Regions from separate parts of the Homo sapiens genome. Here region 2 is linked to region 1. The links are chromatin loops, found by intact Hi-C in ENCODE. Cell type or tissue: Caco-2. All regions are shown on one strand. Each heading gives the region's core, and the rest is flanking DNA. Links, peaks and the distances in the headings are about the cores only. Region 1 overlaps KIAA0232. Region 2 overlaps TBC1D14 (TBC1 domain family member 14).

Region 1 (17,313 bases), core at 9,163-14,162:
CTGCAGCTAGCCGCTTCTTGGCTGTGATGTAGTATAGCTTCGATCTCATTTTGTGTTTGAGAGAATGTTCTGGGCAAGTTCTGTGTGTGGTGGGTTGGGGCGGGTAGAGTCATGAGTTTTCCACATCCCTGTGTGGTGGTTTTGCTGACTGTCGCTCCGTGGGACTGGCTCCCGTTTCTCCTTGGTGAGCCCGGGGAGCCGGCGCATCTTGTGAGTCGCGTCTGTGCATGGCGATCCGCTCCTCCGGCTCTCATGGCATTGTGCCACAGGCAGAGGCCAGGAGGAGCAGTATGTGCACAGCCGAAACATTTTACATTTTTTACATTGTTTTTCTTTTTTAACCAACTCATTGTTTAAAAAACAAAAACAAAAAAAACCTAATCTGTGAAATCAGCGTAGCATGCCTGGAGCATCAGGAATGGCAGAAAAGTCTGATGCGCTCTAGACAGCTTCACCACTCATTTGGGCAGGCAGTAAACACACATATAATTTATTAGCTGGGAGCTGAACTGGCTGTGAAATCTATGATTTGCTTTGAACATTTGGGTTTTGTTGCCTTTTTCTTAATTGATAACACAGAAAAGAAAGTACCATCAAAGACTGTGGAGTCATTGAGGGTCTGTGTGTCCTCACCGAGAGGGACCTGGTGTGCCCGCCGGGTCGATCTTCCCACGTGTTAGGGTTTATTTTTATACAACACATTTTTTGACACTTTAAGGTGGGTGGGTGTGTGTGTGTGTGTGTGTGTGCGCGCGTGCGCGCGCGCATGTGTAAGGTTTTATGTTGCTGTTATTTATTTACGAACTTCAGATACGTTTTTATGTATTTTTCATTCTTCTGGAGCTTCCTAAAAATTGATAAGCATCTGCACTGAAATATAATTTAACAGCAAAAGTAAAAAAGGATTGAAAGTTGTAAATTCCTCATATCACTACAGTGACGATTATTCTAGAAATCGTTGCTTGTGTAGCAAAGACCAAATAAATAGATTTCAGACACAACCTTGAGCACAGTTGATTTTGGACAGCTGCTGTTTATTAGGAAAGGGCTCCAGGTGGCAAAGGTGCACACTTCCTCAGACACAGGTGAGAAGATGCAGCACCTTCCACAGGTGAATGGGACGGATTCGAAGTGAGCAAAGGGATTCACAAATTATGTATTTATTTGTTTTCATAGTTAAGTAGCTGAAGCTCAGAGGCTTTCAGCAACAGAGATGAAAGTGTGGCTTTTTAGTTTTGTGAATGGATGATCACAAAGAAAAAGCATTTTTAAAAAGTTGGCAAACGCTGAAACGCACTGTGGTATGAAGCGCATTGCATTTCCATAGCACTGAAGTACCAGTTTCCATTCCTGGGCTGAGATTGTTTTTCCCGTGGTTGTATTGTTCTGATTTCACGTACACCAGAGTAACTGATTTTTTTTTGTTTGTTTTCTTGTGGAGTTAACACCAAATAAAAATTGTAAAAAACAGTTTGTTGTTTTTATTTCTCATAGCAAAGCTTCTTTTGTAAAGAACTCCAGCTTCCTTTTACTCATGAGCATCCGTGGAAGAGCAAGTGCCCAGGTTACATTTGTTCTAGATGGAGGTCATTTAGCTCTCATTGCAGACACTGCTGAAAACATTGTGCAGCTTTGCTAGGGAAGAAAGTGGTGTGGCCTGCTGAGAAATCAGCGGCTCCTCCCCATCTCACCCCCAGCACACGCAGGGACTACTACCTGAGTCTGCAAAACACATAGCATTTTTGTCCGTGGATGGTACACAAAGCTCAATCTTTTTGTTTTCTTCTGGGGAAAAAATTAAATCTTTATATGTTAATATGATTGATATTCATTGTGCAAAAAAAATCAGTGTGTTTTTAAAGAAGTATAAGGGAAAAGGAAAACTCATATGTCCTTCTGTCACTCTGAGACATACACTGGTAACATCTGTGCAAGCCCCTTTCCAGGATTCTGAATGTACAGTATATATGAATGCATACACAGAGAAATTTACATTCAAGAGTGTACTATACTTGTTCTTCTATAACATCAGAAATAGGTTTTTACTCAGATGTCTTCATGTCGGTAATTATAGAACTACATAATTATTTTTATAGCTGTATTATGTAGATTTAACAGGTTCCTCATTGATAAAACAATGTTTTTTTGGTTGTTTATTCAGTATCTGAATAACGTTTCTATGGACATCTGTAAACATGTATGAGGGGACTTTTAAAAGTTCATGGAAAATGGAATTAAAAGAAAAATAAAAAAATATAAACTTTATTTCTCAACATAAGTTCCATCAAGTTCAAGATACTACTATAAGACATAATACCAACCATTCAGTCTATCCCTAAAGAACTGAGGCTCCTGGAAATTTCACCTTGTCAGTGTAGTCTCTGCATTGTGAACTGAAGAGAAATGGGTGCCCTTTACAGCTTTTTAAGATTAGGAAACAAAAAGTCAGAAGAAGCCCAATCAGGACTGCAAAGTGGATGCCTGATGATTTCCCATCAAAACTCTTGGAAAATGGCTCTCGTTTGCTGAGAGGAATGAGCAGGAGGAGCACTGTCATGGTGGAAAAGGGCTCTGGTGAAACTTTCCTAGGCATTGTTCTGCCACAGCTTTGGCTAACTTTCTCAAAACACTCGTCATAAGCAGATGTTAACATTCTTTGGGCATCTGGAAAGTCAGCACATACACAGTGCTTTGAGCATCCCAGAAAATGGTTGCCTGGCCTCTGCTTTTGACCAGTCTGCATTTGCTATGAGGAGACCCCTCCCACCTCTCGGTAGCCAGTGCTGTGATCACAATCACATTGTCTTCAGGATTGTGCTGGTAAAGCCATGTTCCATCTCCTGTTACAGTTCTCAGAGGAAATGCTTTAGGATGTTGATTCCTCTTGTTGAAAGTTTCCCCTGAAAGCTCTGCTGCTGTCTCCAGCTGATCTGAGTGCAGTGGTTTGGTAGCCATTGAGTGGCAAGTTTGCTCAACGTTAATTTTTCAGTCAGATCGTGTAAGCTGAACCATCTGAGGTGTCTGTGGTGTTGGGTGTTGTTTCTGCTGTTAATCATTGGTCCTCTTTGATTCAGGCATGAATAAGATTAATTTTTTCCTCACAAATTGATGAGGAGGTCTTCACCATTGTCTCATCCCTTCTTAAAACAAGTTACCCATTGGCAAACCTCTGATTTTGGCTGGGGGCGGGGCATTGTCCCCATAAGCTTTTTTGTAAAAAAATCATTGATTTTGGGCCAGGTGTGGTGGCTCACGCTTGTATTCCTAGCACTTTGGGAGGCTGAGGTGGGTGGATCACGAGGTCAGGAGATCGAGACCATCCTGGCCAACATGGTGAAACCCTGTCTTTATTAAAAATACAAAAAAATTAGCCAGGCGTGGTGGCATGTGCCTGTAGTCCCAGCTACTCAGGAGGCTGAGGCAAGAGAATTGCTTGAACCTGAGAGGCGGAAGCTGCAGTGAGCCGAGATCACGCCACTGCACTCCAGCCTGGGCAACAGAGCGAGACTCTGTCTCAGGAAAAAAAAAAAAAAAAATCACTGATCTCACCATTCTTCCACCCAAGCATCACCATAAATTTGATGTCCTTGCTTCCATTTTTAGCAGAATTCATGTTGCTCTGATAGGTGCTCTTTTCAAACAGTCATACCCTTCTTAGTGCCTCAAAGTAGATCTTAAGACATGTTATAACAAGTTAGTACAAGTTTATTTTGGTGCAAAAAATTTTTGAAATCTGTGCATAGCTCCTTTTTGGAGACAGTCTCACTGTGTCACCTAGGCTGGAGTGCAGTGGCATGATCACTGTCATCTCAAACTCCTGGGCCTAGTGATCCTCCTGCCTCAGCCTCCCTAATAGCTGGGACTATAAGCACACCTCACCATGCCCAGCTCATTTTTTAATTTTTTGTAGGAACAGGGTTGCCCAGGCTGGTCTCAATTACTTGGCCTCAATCCATCCTCCTCACCTCAGCCTCCCAAAGTGCTGGGATTACAGGCCTGAGCCATTGCACCTGGCAATAGCACAGGCCCTAAAGGATGTAGTTGGCCCACCCCCCAACACCATTTTTAAAGTCCTTACCCCACCGATTTGCAGGAGTGCAGTGATGTCATCTCGGTTCACTGCAGCCTCCACCTCCCGGAGCTCAGGCAGTCCTCCCCTCTCGGGCCAGGAATTCTGACACCACAGCTAAGTATTTTTAGAACAGCCCGGGGTGGAGTGTAAAGGCTTCTGCCTTTTTCACTGAAAGTGCTCTGGCCACTGCCCTGTGTGCCTGCTGCTGCTGCCACTACAGATGCCACTCTGGCCATGAGTGGCTGTGGCAGTGCCCAGGAGGCCTGCATCTACCAGCAGTCCAGGAACAGAAAGGAAGCCCCTGCCCCTGGTTCCTCTTGAAAGCAGCCAGTCGGATGGCGTCACAAGCTGGCCACTGTTGTGAACGCAGAGATTAGGAAATGAGCTGTCGTTTCAGAGCCCGCTGCTAGCCTTGTGCCACTGGTGTGGTTAATTAATAGCATGTTCAGGGACGGTTGCCTCAATTATCAAGCTGGTAATGATGCTGCCACCTAACGTTTGGTTGGCGTTGCTATTGTCTGTGCTAGTCATAGTCAACAGCTGACACTGAGGGCTTACTGGCTGCCACGCATTCTAAGCGCTCTTGAGTGTTAACTAGCAACCCTATGAGGGAGCTACAGCTGCTCTGTTTTACAGATGAGTAAACTGAGGCACAATGGGGCATTAGGCACTTGCAGTCTCACACTTGGTGGATGCTGGAGCCCGAATTCACCTTGGGCACTGACTGCAGAGTCCATTTAACACTGAAACCTCCATCTCACAAAATCCCACTCATTAAGTTACGTATTGTCTCTGGGCACGGTGGCTCATGCCTGTTAACCCAGCACTTTGGGAGGCCAAGGTGGGCGGATCACCTGAGGTCAGGAGTTCCGAGACCAACCTGGCCAACATGGTGAAACCCCGTCTCTACTAAAACTACAAAAATTAGCCAGGCATAATGACAGGCGCCTGTAATCCCAGCTACTCCGGAGGCTGAGGCAGGAGAATCACTTGAACCCGGGAGGCAGAGGTTGTGGTGATCTGAGATCGCGCCACTGCACTCCAGCCTGGGTGACAGCAAGACTCCGTCTCAAAAAAAAAAGTTATGTATTGTCTGCGTACTTGCAGGGAGTCCTGCTGTGTCAGCCCCGGCTGTGTGTCCTTGGGCGAGTTACTCAGTCTCACACGTTGGTATCTTTAGATGTAAATGGAGATCATAACTGGACCTCTCTCCTAAGGGTTGGTTATAAACATAAAATAGTCCATCTGCATAAATACTAGAGTGCAAACTAAAAAGTACCTGAGACAGACCTCAATTAATTTAGAAGTGTATTTTGCCAAGACTCAGGACACACCTGAGAGAGAGAGGTCTGTGCCTTTCTCCAAAGATGATTTTGAGAGCTTCTGTATTTAAAGGGGAAAAGTGGGCTGGAGGGGGAAGGGGGAGGGTGTGGTCACACGACTGAATCCACAGGTTGCGAGAGAAAAGGAGCAGGTAGGGGAGTAGTCAATTAGGTATTTGACTTGTACGCACTAAATCCTCACTTTACGTAAGATACAGTGAACACAGAGTAGCTACCTGTGGAGATAGCTGGCCTTTTTGTTTTGTTTTGTTTTTTGGACAGGATCTCACGCTTACCCAGGATGGAGTGCAGTGGCGTGATCTCGATCTTGGCTCACTGCAGCCTCAGCCTCCCGAGTAGCTGGAACCACAGGTGTGCGCCACCACACCCAGCTAATTTTTGTATTTTTTGTAGACAGAGGTTTCACCATGCTGCCCAGGCTGGCCGTGAATTCTTGGGCTCAAGCAATGCTTCCACCTCGGCCTTTCAAAGTGCTGGGATTACAGTCGTGAAGCCACCGTGCCTGGCCTGTCTGGCCCTTTCGCTGTAGCTATCTGCTTAAGAACATAAGGAAACGCAGCTTCTTGCATGAGTCTATTCTCATCTTAAGTATTTCCTTTTAGCACAGTGAATTACGGTCCCACGTTTTTATTTTCCTTTCACACTGGACTCAAAAAAAGCAAAAACGGAAATGCAAAAGAGAAGTTGCAGCACTGAGTCCAGTAACTAAGGAGACAGTTGCCTCTTTGCAGGCGGTCTCTCACTCCCTGCCCTCCCCCCTGTGCTAGCAGAGCCCTTTAAGGGCCCTTGTTGGATCTGCAGCTCCAGGCCTGCCTAGTCAGCGGGGGTCAGCAGGGGTCAGCCCCACAGAGGCCATTCATCCTTGAGTGCTGACCACAGTGCTGTCACCATGATCTCGCCCTGAAGGGAGGTCACGCTATCCCTTCGACACAGGAGACCAACTCCTTTGGCTGTCCTTGGCTCCCAGTGGTGGCTGAACCAGAGGGCAGGGGCCAGGGCAGCAGCAGAGCCAAGTGTGCCCACTGGGGCCGAGGGCTCTGGCCACCACGTCCGTTGGGGAGGATGGTGGGGAGGGCCCTGGCCTTGCAGCGAGGGGGCAGGCACACGGTCTCCCACTTCCTATCACAGTCCAGGGGTGGGGAGGACCCCACCCTCTGGCCCTGTCACAGGTGGGGACAGTGACCCTCCCCTTCCAGGTGAGGCTACATTTTGAGGCTGAGGAGCACACGAAATGCTGGTCCTCAGCAGCGCTAAGGCCAGGAGCCCCTGATGTGTGAGTTTGTGTGGGGATGTTGCCCCTGAGGAGGGGTGATAGGAAGAGCCCCCTCCTCGTGAGCTGTGACCCTGAGCCAGTGGCTCTCTCAACTGTGAGATGGGGACCCTTCTCCCTCCCAGGGCTAGGGGAGGAGAACTGGCAGGCAAAGTGTCCGCTCATTTCCCTGAATAGAATACAGGCTCCCTCCTGAGGGTTTCTTGCCGTCCCCACGTGGTCCCTCCCAGCCCTCACAGTGGGCACCAGCAGTGCTGTCCCTCCTGCCCGGGGCCCTAGAGGGAGGAGGAAGACGTGAGTCCTGGGACTGGGCAGGGAGACAGGTCAGTCCCCGCTCCACGAGTTCCTGGAGCCCTCGGGTCTACCCTGCTCTGACCGAGCTGCTATGGGTAGAGCAGATCTACCTACGGCCCATCATCTCTGCGTCTTTCCCAGCAGTCTCAGGGTGTCTGTCACCGAGGCTGAGAACCCAAAGTTCTGGCCCAGGAGCACCCGGCAGAGGTGTGAGCCGGGGTCTGCCGATGGCTCATCTGATTCCCAAGTGCAGTGCTGCTTTCCCACTACCGTGGCCTCCACAAACCAGCGCTGTGCCCCCGCTACCGCCGCCACTCCCAGGGGGCCAAGTCCCACACCTTCAGACCCTCAAGACGGGAGCCGGAAGCCACCGCGGAACTAAAGTCTGGGAACCCCCCTTGGGGCGCTCAGGATTCACCCGCGCATGTGGCTGGGCACAGGCCTGTCCTCCAGGAGACTGCAGGCTGGGGACCCAAGGGTGACACCACAGGCTGCCCGCGCTTTGTGCGCAAAGCCAGGAGCGCTCTTCAGTGAAGTGGAGGCGGCACTGCGAGAACCCCGGACTGGGCGCTGCGACCGCAGACTCAAGGTCGCGGCGCCTCAGGGATCACTGGGGGCTTGAGTGAGCCCTGACCCTCTCCTGGGCCTTCCTATGCAGCGAGGGGCCGGACCCTGTGGTGCCTGAGGGCATTGTTTGTGGCTCTACTCTAGATCCGATTCCTGGTGATCACATATGTCAAACGTAACCACTTCGACCTCCCACAAACTGCCAGCTGCGAGCCCCTGATAACAGAAGTGGCCGCACTCGCCGGAGCTCCCTCCCTGGCCTGCCTGGCACACGCTGGTGGCTTTCCCCGGGCTCTCTGCTCAGGCCTTACCACCACCCTAGACTGAGGGACGGGGGAATTGCTCAGACAGACTAGGGACTCTGCGAGGGTGACAAAACGAACTTGCAGGTCCTGGCTGTTAGCTAGAGCATTGCACTGCATTCCTGCGGGTGGTCGCTGCCCCCATGCCCTCACTGATCTTAGTGCCACACCCCTCGCCTGGAGGTCCTGCTGCAGCCCTTGCTGCCCCATAAGACCTTACCAGGGATACGGGGTGAGCCCGGCCCCTCTCTGCCATGACGCACGGGTGTTCTGCAGACACCTCGAGGGAGCCTTTGCTGCTCACTTCCCTGCCTCTCCTTCCCCAGCCCCACCACCCACCTGCCGCTGCCTCTTCCCAAGCTGGGGAGGAAGTGGAGAACCTGGGCCTCTGAGTGACTGACTTCCTCCTACAGAACTCAATTCCTCCACCTGCAGACGGTTTCCCGCCTCTTCCCAGGGTTGGTGGCATCACCCACTGGAGCAGGAGGCCTCGTTTTCCTACTGACCTGTGCCCTGACCTTCCAGAGTCAACACAGTGGGAATGGAGACAGCTTGGGGTTGTTTGTGATATGGTTTGACTCTGTGTCCCCACCCAAATCTCATGTTGAATTGTGATCCCCAGCGTTGGATGTGGGGCCGGTGGGAGGTGATTGGGCCTTGGGGGTGGTCTCTAATGGTTTAGCACCATCCAGCACCCTAGTGCTGTTTTGTGATAGAGTTCTCAGGAGATCTGGTTGTTTGAAAGTGTGTAGCACCTCCCCCTTCACTGTCTCTCCTGCTGGCCATGTGAAGATGTACCTGCTTCCCCTTCACCTTCTGCCATGACTGTAAGTTTCCTGAGGCCTTCCCAGCCATGCTTCCCGTACAGCCTGCAGAACTGTGAGTCAATTAAGCCTCTTTTTTTTTTCATAAATTACCCAGTCTCAGTTATATCTTTATAGCAGTGTGAAATGGACTAATACAGGGTGTCTTCATGTTGGCATTAACCTGCTAATTAGGAAGAAAAAGAAGTCTCTGGGTCTTGGTCTCCCCAACTGCAAAATTTGTGGATGGGCCACTGCCATTTCAGAGAGGCCTCCCTCAGCAAGGACAGAGTGAAAGTTTGTGGGGTGGTTTCTGGGCTGGGGCACTGGGCCTGTCAACTGGTGGCATCCAGCGTTTATGGAACAAATGATGCTGGTACCCAGGGATGCCCTGGGACTCCTCCCACCTGGGGTGAAAGTCATTCAAACAATGAGGGGATGCCCCCCAAATTCAACAGAGTGCCACCCTGTATTAGGCCATTCTCACACTGCTACAAAAAAAATACCTGAGACTGGGTAATTTATAAAGAAAAAAAGGCTTAACTGGCTCATAGTTCCACAGGCTCTACAGGAAGCATGATGCCGGCATCTGCTCGGCTTTTGGGGAGGCCTCAGGAAGCTTCCAATCATGGCAGAAGGGGAAGGGGAAGCAGGCATGTCTTTTTTTTCGAGACAGAGTTTCGCTCTTGTCACCCAGGCTGGAGTACAGTGGCATGATCTCAGCTCACCGCAACCTCCGCCTCCTGGGTTCAAGCGATTCTTCTGCCTCAGCCTCCTGAGTAGCCGGAATTGCAGGCATGTGCCACCACGCCTGGCTAATTTTTGTATTTTTAGTAGAGATGGGGTTTCTCCATATTGGTCAGGCTGGTCTCAAACTCCCGACCTCAGGTGACCCGCCTGCCTCGGCCTCCCAAAGTGCTAGGATTACAGGCATGAGCCACCGTGCCCAGCCTAAAGCAGGCATGTCTTACGTGGCCGGAGCAGGAGGAAGTGGGGGCAGGGGATGTGCCACACACTTTTCAACAACCGGCTGGCACTAGAACTCACTATTGCAGAGATGGCACCAAGCCACGAGGGATCCACCTCCATGACCCAAACGCCTCCCATCAGGCCCCACCTGCAAGATTGGGGATTACAATTCAACAAGAGATTTGGGCAGGAACAAAATGTCCAAACTCTATCATAGTCCAAGGGTTGTGTTACTAAGGTTTACTTTCAGCTTGTTGACTAGGCAGCAAGGAGTTCCATGGCCCAGTTTGAAAGTATTTAGAAGAATGAGGTAGTCACCGTAGCCCCTCTCCAGGGTTAGGCCCCAAGCTGTTACATACAGGGTTTGGAAACTTTTATTCAATAACATATATCAAGGACCTACTACGTACTAGGCCCTAACCCTGATGCTGGTAATACATTTTATTTTTCTGAATCAGTCACCCTCCCTCAGCTCTAGTTCTCTGGCAATGATAGCATCACAACTTCCTCTTTAACCTCTCCTAGATAAACTCCAGAGGGCCTCCCCAGCCTGCCTGCTGCACCCTCTTTCTCCACTTTTCAGGAGTTTGAGGGATTTGGGCTGAAGCCCCACTCTCTGCATGAGAAGATGTGTCATTATCTTGCCCCCAAATTCCCCAGCCTGGTGGCCCCCCAGGAGCCTCATGAAGTCAGCAGGCCGCTCCCGGCTCTGTCCTGACCAGCAGCGTGGGGCAGGGTGGGCAAGGAGGGAGGCACAGTCAGGGTTTATACACTCAGGGTGCAGCCCTTCCTGCAGAATAAGTGACGCGTTTCATCTGGAGGAGACACAGAAGGGTCCGTTTCCACCCCATGACTCTGCAGATGCGCCACTGACAGTGTGTGGTTTCCTTCTTGGCAGCGTCCAGCTCTCCGGCAAGTGGCTGCAGATCAAAGAAAGCAGCGGAAACCTCTAGGGGACACAGCCTCCCAGGGACTGTGAAGCTGAACAGGGCGTGGCGGGAGGAGCCCTGGCTGACAGAAATGCACCCCCTCCCCTTTTCCAGGGTCAAGCCCCACTCCCAGCCCTGTGGGAGGAGGGAGCAGGAAGAACCCAGTGTGTGGCGCCAGAGTGCCTGGCTCGAAATTAATCCTGGTTCCCACTGTGTGGCCTTCGGCAGGTCATTCGCCCTCTGCAAGCCACCCTTTTCTCCTCTGTAAAACTGGAGTTTTAGCACCCGGGACTGAGGGGCCTGGCACACATGGGTGCTCCACAGGTGCCAGTTTCTTCCTCGGTGCCCCCTAAAATCAGCTGCTCAAGCCATACCAGAAGTATGGTCTATCAGAATGTGAACTTCAGTGTCACAGCTGGGTTTGGCTGGGATGGGTATGGCGATGTGGGAAGAAACGAGAATAGAGGGATGGCTGGGGCACCTTGAATGCTTCCTGGCGGCATCTGGATTTCACCCTGGAGGCAGCAGGGGGCACAAAAACGTTGTAAGCAGGGGCACCATTTGTGTCCTGGGCAAGCAGTGGTCTCCGAGGTGAGGGATTTCAGAATCTGCTGGTGCATTCTGGGTACCACGGCTCACACCTGTAATCCCAGCACTTTGGGAGGCTGAGGCAGGAAGATCGCTTGAGCCCGCAAGTTGGAGAGCAGCCTGGGCAACATGGCAAAATCCCATCTCTACAAAAAATACAAAAAAATTTAGCTGAGCACGGTGGCACATGCCTGTAGTCCCAGCTACTTGGGAGGCTGAGGTACGAGGATCACCTGAGCCCAGAAAGTCAAGGCTGCAGTGAGCCGTGACAGACTCTGCACCCCAGCCTGGGGGACAGAGTGAGACCCTGTCTCTAAATAAATAAAAACAAAAAAACAAATCATGATAAAAAAAAAATACTGCCTGTTGAACAGGTCTGGGAAAAAAAATCCACTGATGCATAGCAGAGAATCTGCTAGAAATTCTGTAGCTTTTCAAAGAAGATCACCATGGTATTTTCTTCCTTCTCACAGTTGGATGAGCTCACTGTACAAATGTGAATGGAGCACTGGGCTGCTGACTGGGCATGGGTTTGGCCTGGTGCAGGGATGGCTGAGCTGGGGTCCTGTGCAGGCCACTGCCCTCCTCTGCCCTGAGTGTCCTTGTCTGGAGAAAATGGAGATCACCCACCCCAGCTCCAGCGTGGCAGTGAGTTTGGTTACTCATTCATGGAAGGGAAGGCCCTTTGTAACTGTACACGAGGAATTAGCAAAGTCATCGTTGCAATACACTGAAAAAAAAACCAGGTCTCACCACTGTGCAACCCTAACATAAACCACGTGCGGTATGTGGCCTTTGGACCCAGATTTAACAAACTGTAAAAAGACACTGTTAGAGAAACACTGGGCTAGCGGGAGATACTGAGGAATTGTCAGTGTTATTAGATATGCTGGCAGTATTATGACTACACTTCCAAAAAAGTCTTTCTTCTAGAGACATGTACAGAAGAAGCTGAAGTATCTTCATGTGAACTGACGTATCTGAGATATACTCTAAAGGAATCCAGGGAAATTTACAATAGGAAGAATATGGGGAGGAGGTGAGAAGAGCAGAATATTGATCACTGTTAGGGTAGGCCTCAGGGGTTCATTATACTGTTCTCTCTACTATGTATGTATTTGACATTTTCCATAATAAAACTTGTTTGAAAATATTTTTTTAAATGGCTTTCGAAGTCTAAGGCTGGAAGATCTCTTGAGGCTAGGAATTCGAGACCAGCCTGGGCAACATAGTGAGACTCCTATCTCTACAAAAGAAAACATTAGGCAGACATGGTGGCTCAGAAGGCTGAGGCAGGAAGATCGCTTGAGCCCAGGAGTTCAAGGCTTCAGTGAGCTATGATTGCACCACTGGACTCCAGTCTGGGTGACAGAGCAAGACCTTGTCTTAAAAAAAAAAAGAAAAAAGATTTTTAAAATGTTAGAGATGGAAATAGGTTTTCTGGCCAGCAATGGGGCATAATTCTAGAGACCCCAGGTAGAATCAGCAGGAAAAGTTGCAGCAGATGCTTGGATCTCATTCTCACCCCTCACAGCCTGGTGGCCGTCTAGGGGAGGGAGGAGGAGACAGGGACGTTGCTGGTACCCACTGCCTGGGAACCCCTGGTGAGTTCTCCAGGATCCCACAGCAATCCCCAGGCTGCGGGGTGCTGAGCACGCAAGGCAACCCCTCTCCCAGAGGCAGATGGACCGGGGAGGGTTCTCCATCAGTGCTTCCCAATAAAAGGCCTCCCGCTTCAGAGGGAGTGTAAACTCAGCATCCACGCCCCTCCCAGGGTTGCCGGACACCTTGCTGAACTTAACTTACCAGCTGGGCAGGTGTGGTAGAGGCACCTCTCCCACCGTTTCAGAGCTTGGGCCTCCCACCAGCCCCTGAGCTCCTGCGGAGAAGCAGCTGAGGGCTCCACGGATCTGCACGGGCCTCCTCTTGCCACCAGAGTCTCACTTCCCTGCGCCATCCTGTATCCGTTGGGGTGCAGCTTAGCACCTTTATGGATGACTTCCTCCTTGCCTGTCAAATTTGAAAATAAATGCCCGCCATCCATTTCTGATTGAGCCCCAACCTCAGTTAGCAATACCAGATCGTCTCATTAAAAAAAGAATTGGCTGGGTGTGGTGGCTCACGCCTGTAATCCCACCACTTTGGGACGCCGGGGCAGGCGGATTACTTAAGGTCAGGAGTACGAGACCAGCCTGGCCAACATGGTGAAATCCCATCTCCACTAAAAATACAAAAATTAGCTTGGCGTGGCGTACGCCTGTAGTCCCAGCTATGCGGGAGGCGAGGCAGGCGAATCACTTGCACCTAGAAGGCAGAGGTTGCACTGAGCCGAGATTGTACCATTGCACTCCAGCCTGGGCAACAGAGCAAGACTCTTAAAAAAAAGAAAAAAAAAGATAAAGAAAGGAAAAAGAAAAGAAAGGCCAGGCGCAGTGGCACATGCCTGTAATCTCAGCACTTTGGGAAGCCAAGACTGGCAGATCATCTGAGGTCAGGAGTTTGAGACCAGCCTGGCCAACATGGTGAAACCCCATCTCTACTAAAAATACAATAAAATTAGCTGGGCATGGTGGCGGGCGCCTGTAATCCCAGCTACTCGGGAGGCTGTGGCAGGAGAATCGTTTGAACCAGGGAGGTGGAGGTTGCAGTGAACCAAGACCGCGACATTGCACTCCAGCCTGGGCAACAAGAGCAAGACTCCATCTCAAAAAAAAAAGAATCATGAGGTTTCCCTTGAAGGCTTTTCCTTGCTGTGGTATTCAAGAACATTCCAGGAGGCAGACACTCTCCTTCCTCTAAAGATGCCTCATTGAGAAGCTAGACAGTTACTTGCTTGGTACAGCGGACAACCCTGCTGCAGGCTGAGCCCCCACTGCTGCCACTCACAGGAGCTCTGGGCATTTGGAAACTGGAATTCCCGAGTTTTCAAGGCGCTCAGCCGTTCTCTGCCCTGCAGTCAGGATGATCTTTGCAAAATGCAAATCTGATCTCATCCCCTCACATCTACCTCCATCTCAGCTCCAAGCAGATAGCTCCTCCTTTATTGCTCCCTGCTGCTATGGCCTAAATGTCTAATCCACTCCCCGCCGCCGCCACCAAATTTATATGTTGAAATCCTAACCCTCACTGTGCTAGTGTTAGGAGGTTGGGCTTTGGGGTGGTGATGAGGTCATGAGGGTGGAGCCCTCATAGACGGGATTAGTGTCCTTATAAAAGAGACTCCAGATGGGCCCCTCACCCTGTCCACCGTGTGAGGACACAATTGAGAAGGCACCATCTAGGAACCAGGAAGTGAGTCCTCACCAGACACCCAATCTGCTGCTACTTTGATCTTGGACTTCCAGGCTCCAGAACAGTGAGAAATAAATTGTGGTTGTTGATAAGCTCTCCAGTGCACAGTATTGTGTCATGGTAGCCCGCATGGACTAGGACACACCAGCACCACAGGGCACCCTGTTTTTGCTGCCAAGGGTGTCTTTTCTTTTCAATCCCCCTGACTAACGCCAACCAGCCTTCAGGTATCAGCTTCCCTTATGGTGCCAATATAGTATAGTCTGCTGTCACACTGCTAATAGAGACATACCTGAGGCTGGGTAATTTATAAAGGAAAGAGGTTTAATTGACTCATAGTTCAGCATGGCTTGGGAGGCCTCAGGAAACTTACAATCATGGCAGAAGGGGAAGCAAACACATCCTTCTTCACATGGCAGCAGCAAGGAGAAGTAGAACAAACAAAAGGGAGAAAGCCCCTTATAAAACCATCAGATCTCATGAGAACTCACTATCATGAGGACAGCATGAGGGTAACCACCCCCATGACTCTATTACCTCCCACCGGGTCCCTCCCATGACACATGGGGATTATGGGAGCTACAATTCAAGATGAGACTTGGGTGGAGACACAGCCAACCAATCATCTCCTGTGCCCCCAGTGTATTTTTTTTGTTTTTTTGTTTTTTTGAGACGGAGTCTCGCTCTGTTGCCCAGGCTGGAGTGCAGTGGCGCAATCTCGGCTCACTGCAAGCTCCACCTCCTGGGTTCACGCCATTCTCCTGCCTCAGCCTCCTGCGTAGCTGGGACTACAGGCGCCTGCCACCACACCCGGCAATTTTTTGTATTTTTAGTAGAGACGGGGTTTCACTGTGTTAGCCAGGATGGTCTCGATCTCCTGACCTCGTGATCCGCCCATCTCGGCCTCCCAACATTCTGGGATTACCGGCATGAGCCACCGTACCCAGCCCCCAGTGTATGTTTTTATAACATTTGCCACAGTTGCAGTATCTTTCTGATTCATGTGAATATTTGATCAGCATCTCCCTTTCCCGCTAAGACCACAGATTTCCACAAGGGTGGGACTCCACCTGCATTTTTTTGTGTTTTTTTTTTTTTTGAGACGAAGTCTCACTCTGTCACGTAGGCTGCAATGTGGTGGCGTGATCTCAGCTCACAGCAGCCTCCACCTCCCGGGTTCAAGCAATTCTCTGCTTCAGCCTCCTGAGTAGCTAGGATTACAGGTGCCCTCCACCTGCATTTGCTCTCCTTGTGCCTGGCTCTGAGAACTTGTGAATGGGTGAACATGTTCTCCCTGCAAACCTGGTATTCTGTTCTCCTGAACTACCTTGTTTTAATGAAATTGTTTGATTGTAAAGGATATAATAAGATGATAGAAAATTTCAAAATTAATAAAAAGTGTAAAGTACACATGCTAAAAACTCTACTACAGGCTGTTTTCTGTGGACATTTTTCACAATTGACAGCATTCCTTAGGTCTAATTTTACATCTTACTCTGTGAGCGAGAAGGTCACAGAGTTAAACAACTCATGCCATTCATGCCATTAAGATATTCTAAAATCTTGGCCGGGTGCAGTGGCTCACGCCTATAATCCTAGCACTTTGGGAGGCCGAGGCGGGTGGATCACCTGAGGTCAGGAGTTTGAGACCAGCCTGCCCAACATGGAGAAACTCCACCTCTACTAAAAATACAGAAATTGGCTAGGTGTGGTGGCACACACCTGTAATCCCAGCTATTTGGGAGGCTGAGGCAAGAGAATTGCTTGAACCTGGAAGGCAGAGGTTGCAGTGAACTGAGATAGAGCCACTGCAGTCCAGCCTGGGCAACAGAGTGAGACTCCCTCTCAAACAAATTAAAAAATTAGGCTGGGCATGGTGGCTCACACCTATAATCCCAGCACTTTGGGAGGCCAAGGTGGGTGGATCACCCGAGGTCAGGAGTTCAAGACCAGCCTGCCCAACATGGTGAAACCCCATCTATACTAAAAATACAAAAAATTAGCTGGGTGTGGTGGCGGACGCCTGTAATCCCAGCTACTCAGGAGGCCGAGGCAGGAGAATCACTTGAACCCGGGAGGCAGAGGTTGCAATGAGCCAAGATCGTGCCACTGCACTCCAGCCTGGGTGACAGAGCTAGACTCCATCTCAAAAAAAAAAAAAAAAAATTGAAAAATTAAAATAGGCCAGGCATGGTGGCTCACGCCTGTAATCTCAGCACTTTGGGAGGCTGAGGAAGGTGGATCACGAGGTCAGGAGATCGAGACCATCCTGGCTAACACGGTGAAACCCCGTCTCTACTAAAAATACAAAAAATTAGCCGGGTGTTGTGGCGGGCGCCTGTAGTCCCAGCTACTCGGGAGGCTGAGTCAGGAGAATGGCGTGAACCCAGGAGGCGGAGCTTGCAGTGAGCTGAGATCGCACCACTGCACTCCGGCCTGGGCAACAGAAAGAGACTCTGTCTCCAAAAAAAAAAAAAAAAAATTAAAATTAGTAAAAAATAAAATCTCTCACCTAAAGGATGCTTCACATCATGAGGCAGGGCTGACACTTGGCCACACCTTTACTGGACATTCCAGCTGTTTCCCACTGAAACTCAATAACCACAATCATTTATGCATAAACAAATGCTTTGCAAACCGTCTCAGCCAGATGAGGCGGCTTCCTGGAAGAAACAGGCACATTCGAGAACCTTTACTGTTTGCTACAGCACAGAACAGGCTGTAGGAGAGGTTCCCAGTGGGTCCTGGGTGGGAGACAATAAAGGTGGGTTCTTGGCCTTGGTCTTCCTTCACTCTGTAACTTTTTCTTCCCTGGGCCTCAGTTTCTCCATCTGGAAAATGAGGAGTTGGCCGTGTGATAGATGTAAATTAATAAACCTACACTC
Region 2 (5,000 bases), core at 1-5,000, 60 kb after region 1:
ACTCAGGAGGCTGAGGCAGGAGAATCGCTTGAACCCAAGAGATGGAGGTTGCAGTGAGCCAGGATGGCACCATTGCACTCCAGCCTGGGCGGCAGAGCAAGACTGCATCTCAAAAAAAATAAACAACAACAACAACAACAACATAAAAAACCCTCATAGAACTGTATTCAAAAAAGTCCATTTTATTGTATATGAATTGAAACAATAATAGCTGGGTGTGGTAGCCTGCAATCCCACCTACTCCAGAGGCTGATGGGGGAGGATTGCTTGAGCCCAGGAATTCGAGTCCAGCCTGGGCAACATAGTGAGACCTTATTTTCATTAACAACAAAAAAATTAAAAAGGTAATAAAACACTTTCACAAGGGAATTTTTAAAAATGTGTTCATGTACTCACCTACACCCCCTCCCTCACAGACTTTGTCAGATGATCCTCAAAGGGACATCAGAAAGTCCTTGTTGAATAAGTCTGTTTCTTATGATTAAATGATGCCAATAAATAATTTGTCGAATGATCTAATACATTTCCCCAGGGGGTGGAATGGTGGAGGAGAGGGCTAGTGAAAGGTCTGTTCTGTGAGTGTATTTCTTCCTTAATGTTTGGAAGACTTCACCAGTAAGGCCATTTGACCTGGAGTTTTCTTTGTGAGTTTCTAAATTATTGACTTAATTTTGTTGTTGTTGTTGTTGAGGTATAATATATAAATTGTGACTGTTGAGTGTTGAGGAAGGATTTGGAGAGGCATGGGAACACGAGGCTGCAGGGTCTGTATTTGGGAAGGAGACTGGCGATGAGGCGGCAGGGCTGGGAAGGCTTTGGCTGATAGGCTGTTGTCGTGGTTATGCCCCTTTGTGGAGTGACTGCTCTGGGCCCCACCCATAGCTGATGTGCTAGACCAGATGTGGTTTGAAACTCCCTGGGTAGTGGGAACCGATGAGAAGTGTTAAGTAGGACAGCAGGAATCACCTTTCTAAGTGCATGCGGCCGTTCAGAACAGTGGTTCTCAGATCCAGGTGTGCATCGGAGCCACTGCAGGGCTCGTTGAACCAGAGATTGCTGGATCCCACCCGGGGTTTATGGTTCCATAGGTCTGGGTGGGACTCAAGAAATTTGTGTTTCTAGCCAGTGCCCAGGCGATGCCGCTGCTGGTCCAGATTCCCCACTTGAGAACCACAGGGTTTGATCGTATTCATTAATTGGCCCCCTCCCCGAATCAAATGTTGGCTGCCCTGGGGCAGGGATTTTGTCAGTTTCATCCCCTCTGGTCCCCTGGGCCAGGCACAGACTAGGTGCTCAGGACCACTCTCTGCCAGGCCAGCTCTTGTACTTGATTGTCCAGGGTTTTTTAAATTGCAAAAGTAATATGTGCTTGTTTGGTTTTTTAAAACACAGTGCAGACATCTATGAAATAAAAGTAAAATTCCCTTTTCTGCTTCTCATCCTGTGCCTCTCAGCAGACTTCTTTGGTGCCTTGCATACATATAAACACACAGACAGGTGTTTTCTTTTTTAAGGGATGATGGAGCTGACTGTTAGAGGATGCTGGCTGGGGCTTGAGGAGGATGATTCTGCAGGGGCTAGTTGACATAACTGAATGGCGTTGGCTCCAAGGGGAACCAACCCATAGTGCATGCTGGTGGTTTAGACTAGTTTTTTTTTGTTGTTGTTGTTTTTGTTTTGTTTTTGAGATGGAGTCTCACTCTGTCGCCCAGGCTGGAGTGCAGTGGTGTGATCTTGGCTCACTGCAATCTCTGCCTCCTGGGTGATTCTCCTGCCTCAGCCTCCCGAGTACCTAGGATTACAGGCACCCACTGTCACGCCTAGCTAACTATTTTTTTCTTTCTTTTTTTTTTTTTTTTTTCTGAGACAGAGCCTCGCTCTGTTGCCCAGGCTGGAGTACAATGGTGCAATCTTGGCCCACTGCACCCTCTGCCTTCCAGCTTCAGGCAGTTCTTTGCCTCAGCCTCCCGAGTAGCTGGGATTACAGGCACCTACCACCATGCCCAGCTAATTTTTGTATTTTTAGTAGAGACGGGGTTTCACCATCTTGGCCAGGCTGGTCTTGAACTCCTGACCTCGTGTTCCACCCACCTCGGCCTCCCAAAGTGCTGGGATTACAGGCGTGAGCCACCACGCCCAGCCATAAGAATAGATCAGTTGGCCGGGCGCGGTGGCTCACGCCTGTAATCCCAGCACTTTGGGAGGCCGAGGCGGGCGGATCACGAGGTCAGGAGATCGAGACCATCCTGGCTAACACGGTGAAACCCCGTCTCTACTAAAAAAAAAAAAAAATACAAAAAATTAGCCGGGCGAGGTGGCGGGCGCCTGTAGTCCCAGCTACTCGGGAGGCTGAGGCAGGAGAATGGCGTGAACCCCAGGGGGCGGAGCCTGCAGTGAGCCGAGATTGCGCCACTGCACTCCAGCCTGGGCGACAGCGAGACTCCGTCTCAAAAAAAAAAAAAAAAAAAAAAGAATAGATCAGTTTTGGGGGACATGAGGTTGTTAGTTAGCTCTGGGTTTTCGTTTTTGTCTTCAACAGCATTTGAAGTGAGTGAGGGGGAATCCAGAGCGATGGTTCTAGTGTAGGTATTTGGATTAATTTCACGGTTCTGTGCTTGTGACTCAACGGCAGACCTGGCCGCTGCTTCACAAGGCACAGTGCCTGGCACACTGCAGACGCTCAGGAAGCGCTGTGTGCTTGGCGCTTTTCCAGGTCCGAGGTCCCGGTGGGTTTTGTGACAGGTAGCCTGGACGTGCTGTGTGCTTGGCGCTTTTCCAGGTCCGAGGTCCCGGTGGGTTTTGTGCCTGGTAGCCTGCCCTGCCACGGCATGTGGTGCGGAGCCGTGTCCCAGGCCCGAGAACCCGTCACTCAGGCTTTGCTTCCCAGACTTTGGGCTCACTCCTCCCTCCCTGTGACTGGGGAGGCCCGCCCTGCCGCCCCCGCCTTTCCGCCGGCCTGCTGGGTCCAGCTTGCCTTCATCTGGCAGACGCGAGGGGCGGGGCTCCGAGTGCACCCATGGAGTTTCCCCGGGACTGTGGCTCTGGCGTGCCAGGAATGCGGCACGGGGAGAGTCCGTGCTTCTGCAGCCGGCCCCTCGGAGCTGCGAGGTCACAGTAGACATGATGGCCATCTCCCCTGCGCTCCTGTTCATGGACAGGTTTGTGGCTGCTTTCTTGCCTTTCTTGCTGTTGGAACTGGAGACTTAACTGGAAGCAGAGTCTTTCCTGCGTGTAGCTTTGACAGCATGTGACCGTCGGCCTTGGTTGGGCTGAGGTGTTTCTGTGGGTCTCCCCCGGTGTGAAATGGAGGTGATCCTTTCTATCTAGGCAGCATCTCTGAGTGCCCGAGCTCCCTGGGCTGGTGTTTGTGCTTATGTGTATCTCATGCCCACTGCACTTCCTTGACTTGGATATTCTGTTTTTAAGGACTGTTTTTTTGAGACGGAGTCTGGTTCTGTCGCCCAGGCTGGAGTGCAGTGGCACGATCTTGGCTCACTGCAGCCTCCGCCTCCCAGGTTCACGCGATTCTCCTGCCTCAGCCTCCCAAGTAGCTGGGACTACAAACGTGTGCCACGACGCCTGGCTAATTTTTGTATTTTTCTTTAGCAGAGATGGGGTTTTGCCATGTTGGCCAGGTTGGTCTTGAAATCCTGGCCTTAAGTGATCCACCCGCCTTGGCCTCCCAAAGTGCTGGGATTACAGGCGTGAGCGGCCGTGCCCGGCCTGGATTAACTTTTTAGCATCAGTTGCTACTTGAGTAGCATTTTCTGAAAGAAGAGTGGCTCCAAGTATTTCCAGCTCTTGGGTACTTTGGATTGTGTGTGGAACTAGGAATTTTGAGCACAGTGATTGATCATGGTAATAGAACCTCACTTTCTTTCTTCGTGTTTCCTGTGGAGGAGGTAGGATTTTCTTACATAGGAGGTTTGCTCTGAAGGAGGCTGCATTGTTTTTCATGTCTCTGTGACAGTTCAGAGGGCTGGCCCTTTTCCCTTGCATTTTCAAAGGAGAGTCAGAGGCCCCTATGAATGTGTGTGGCAATGTCAGTTTTTGGGGGGTGGAGATCTGGAAAGTATACCTCGGAAGTGGGATTTAGAGGAAGCATTTAGGTTTTGCCTTCTCTACCTTTGGTGAATAACAGGATTGCTATGTCCCTTCAGGAGGAAGCGTCTTAGCCTCGCTGGGCCTCGGTGTCCTGTCCGTACGGTGGCGGCTGTAATACCTTTCTTGTAGGGTCATGGGAGGAGGATGTAAAACATAGGTAAAGTGCCTGGTGCAGCACTAGGCAGGCACCTGATAGTGCCCTGCACCAGGTAACTATGCTTCAGAAAGTGGTGGCAAAGATTCCCTCCTGGGCCTGGCACTCTCCATGGGAGCCGAGTGCTGCATTGCTCAGCTGGCTTCTGATTGCTTTGGAATCGGAAGTTGCCAGCAGTTTCTGTTAATGAGACAAAGGAGGGAAAGAGCAAGAAGCCCTGAGTAACTGCTGAAGTGCAAACAGGCGTTGAAGTGTATGGTATCTTGAGGGAGGGGACTTTGGGTTTATTTCTTAAGACTTGAGAGGCTTTGAGAAAGCCCTGATGAGTGTCCGTGGCTTGTGGAACCTGCTCCACCAGGTCAGGGAGGATTGCGTCCTGCCTCTCCAGCTGTCCTCTGCCTTCAGGGACAGGTAGCAGCCTCGGACACGTAAGTCCGAGTCGCAGCTCTGTGTTGTTTAGGTGGACGAGTCTGGGCCCATCTCCCCAGCCTCCTACCTTCCTCTTGGTTAAGTGCAATAATAATTCTCATGTAATCTTTATAAAAATTAATTGAAAAAAGCTTTCATTCAATAATCTGAGTGTTTTACTCAGTGCCAGGAACTGTCGTAGGCACTAGAGACAGAGCGGTAATTAGAAGAGGTGGTACCCACTTCCATGAGCTTGACATTCTGCTGAAGGAGACAGATCATAGCCCCCCGACTTGTACTTTGTTTTCATAATAAAGTTTTGTTCTTAGAGAAT

What was found. Hi-C counts contacts between places; a loop is a spot of excess contacts. Peaks named below come from ENCODE experiments on the same cell type or tissue, not always from the same donor. Only the 100,000 strongest peaks of a DNase experiment are listed, where the experiment ranks them.
Region 2: a loop joins it to region 1, with 2.8 times the contacts of the local background. A loop is called at or near these places in 12 of 110 quality-filtered maps.

The regions. Positions count from the first base shown.
Region 1 is chr4:6,881,900-6,899,212 of GRCh38, forward strand. It overlaps KIAA0232, which reads left to right. Exons shown (of 10, transcript NM_014743.3): 10 at 1-2,265. Among named protein-coding and RNA genes, the nearest start is that of TBC1D14, 19 kb to the right of the region's middle. RefSeq lists an enhancer at 10,719-11,275. In Caco-2, for the core only: no CTCF peak of the experiment used is centred there; DNase peaks (open chromatin) are centred at 10,652 and 11,832.
Region 2 is chr4:6,951,181-6,956,180 of GRCh38, forward strand. The region is part of intron 2 of TBC1D14 (TBC1 domain family member 14); the gene reads left to right. Among named protein-coding and RNA genes, the nearest start is that of TBC1D14, 44 kb to the left of the region's middle. In Caco-2, for the core only: no CTCF peak of the experiment used is centred there; DNase peaks (open chromatin) are centred at 2,981 and 4,611; H3K4me3 peaks cover 514 bases.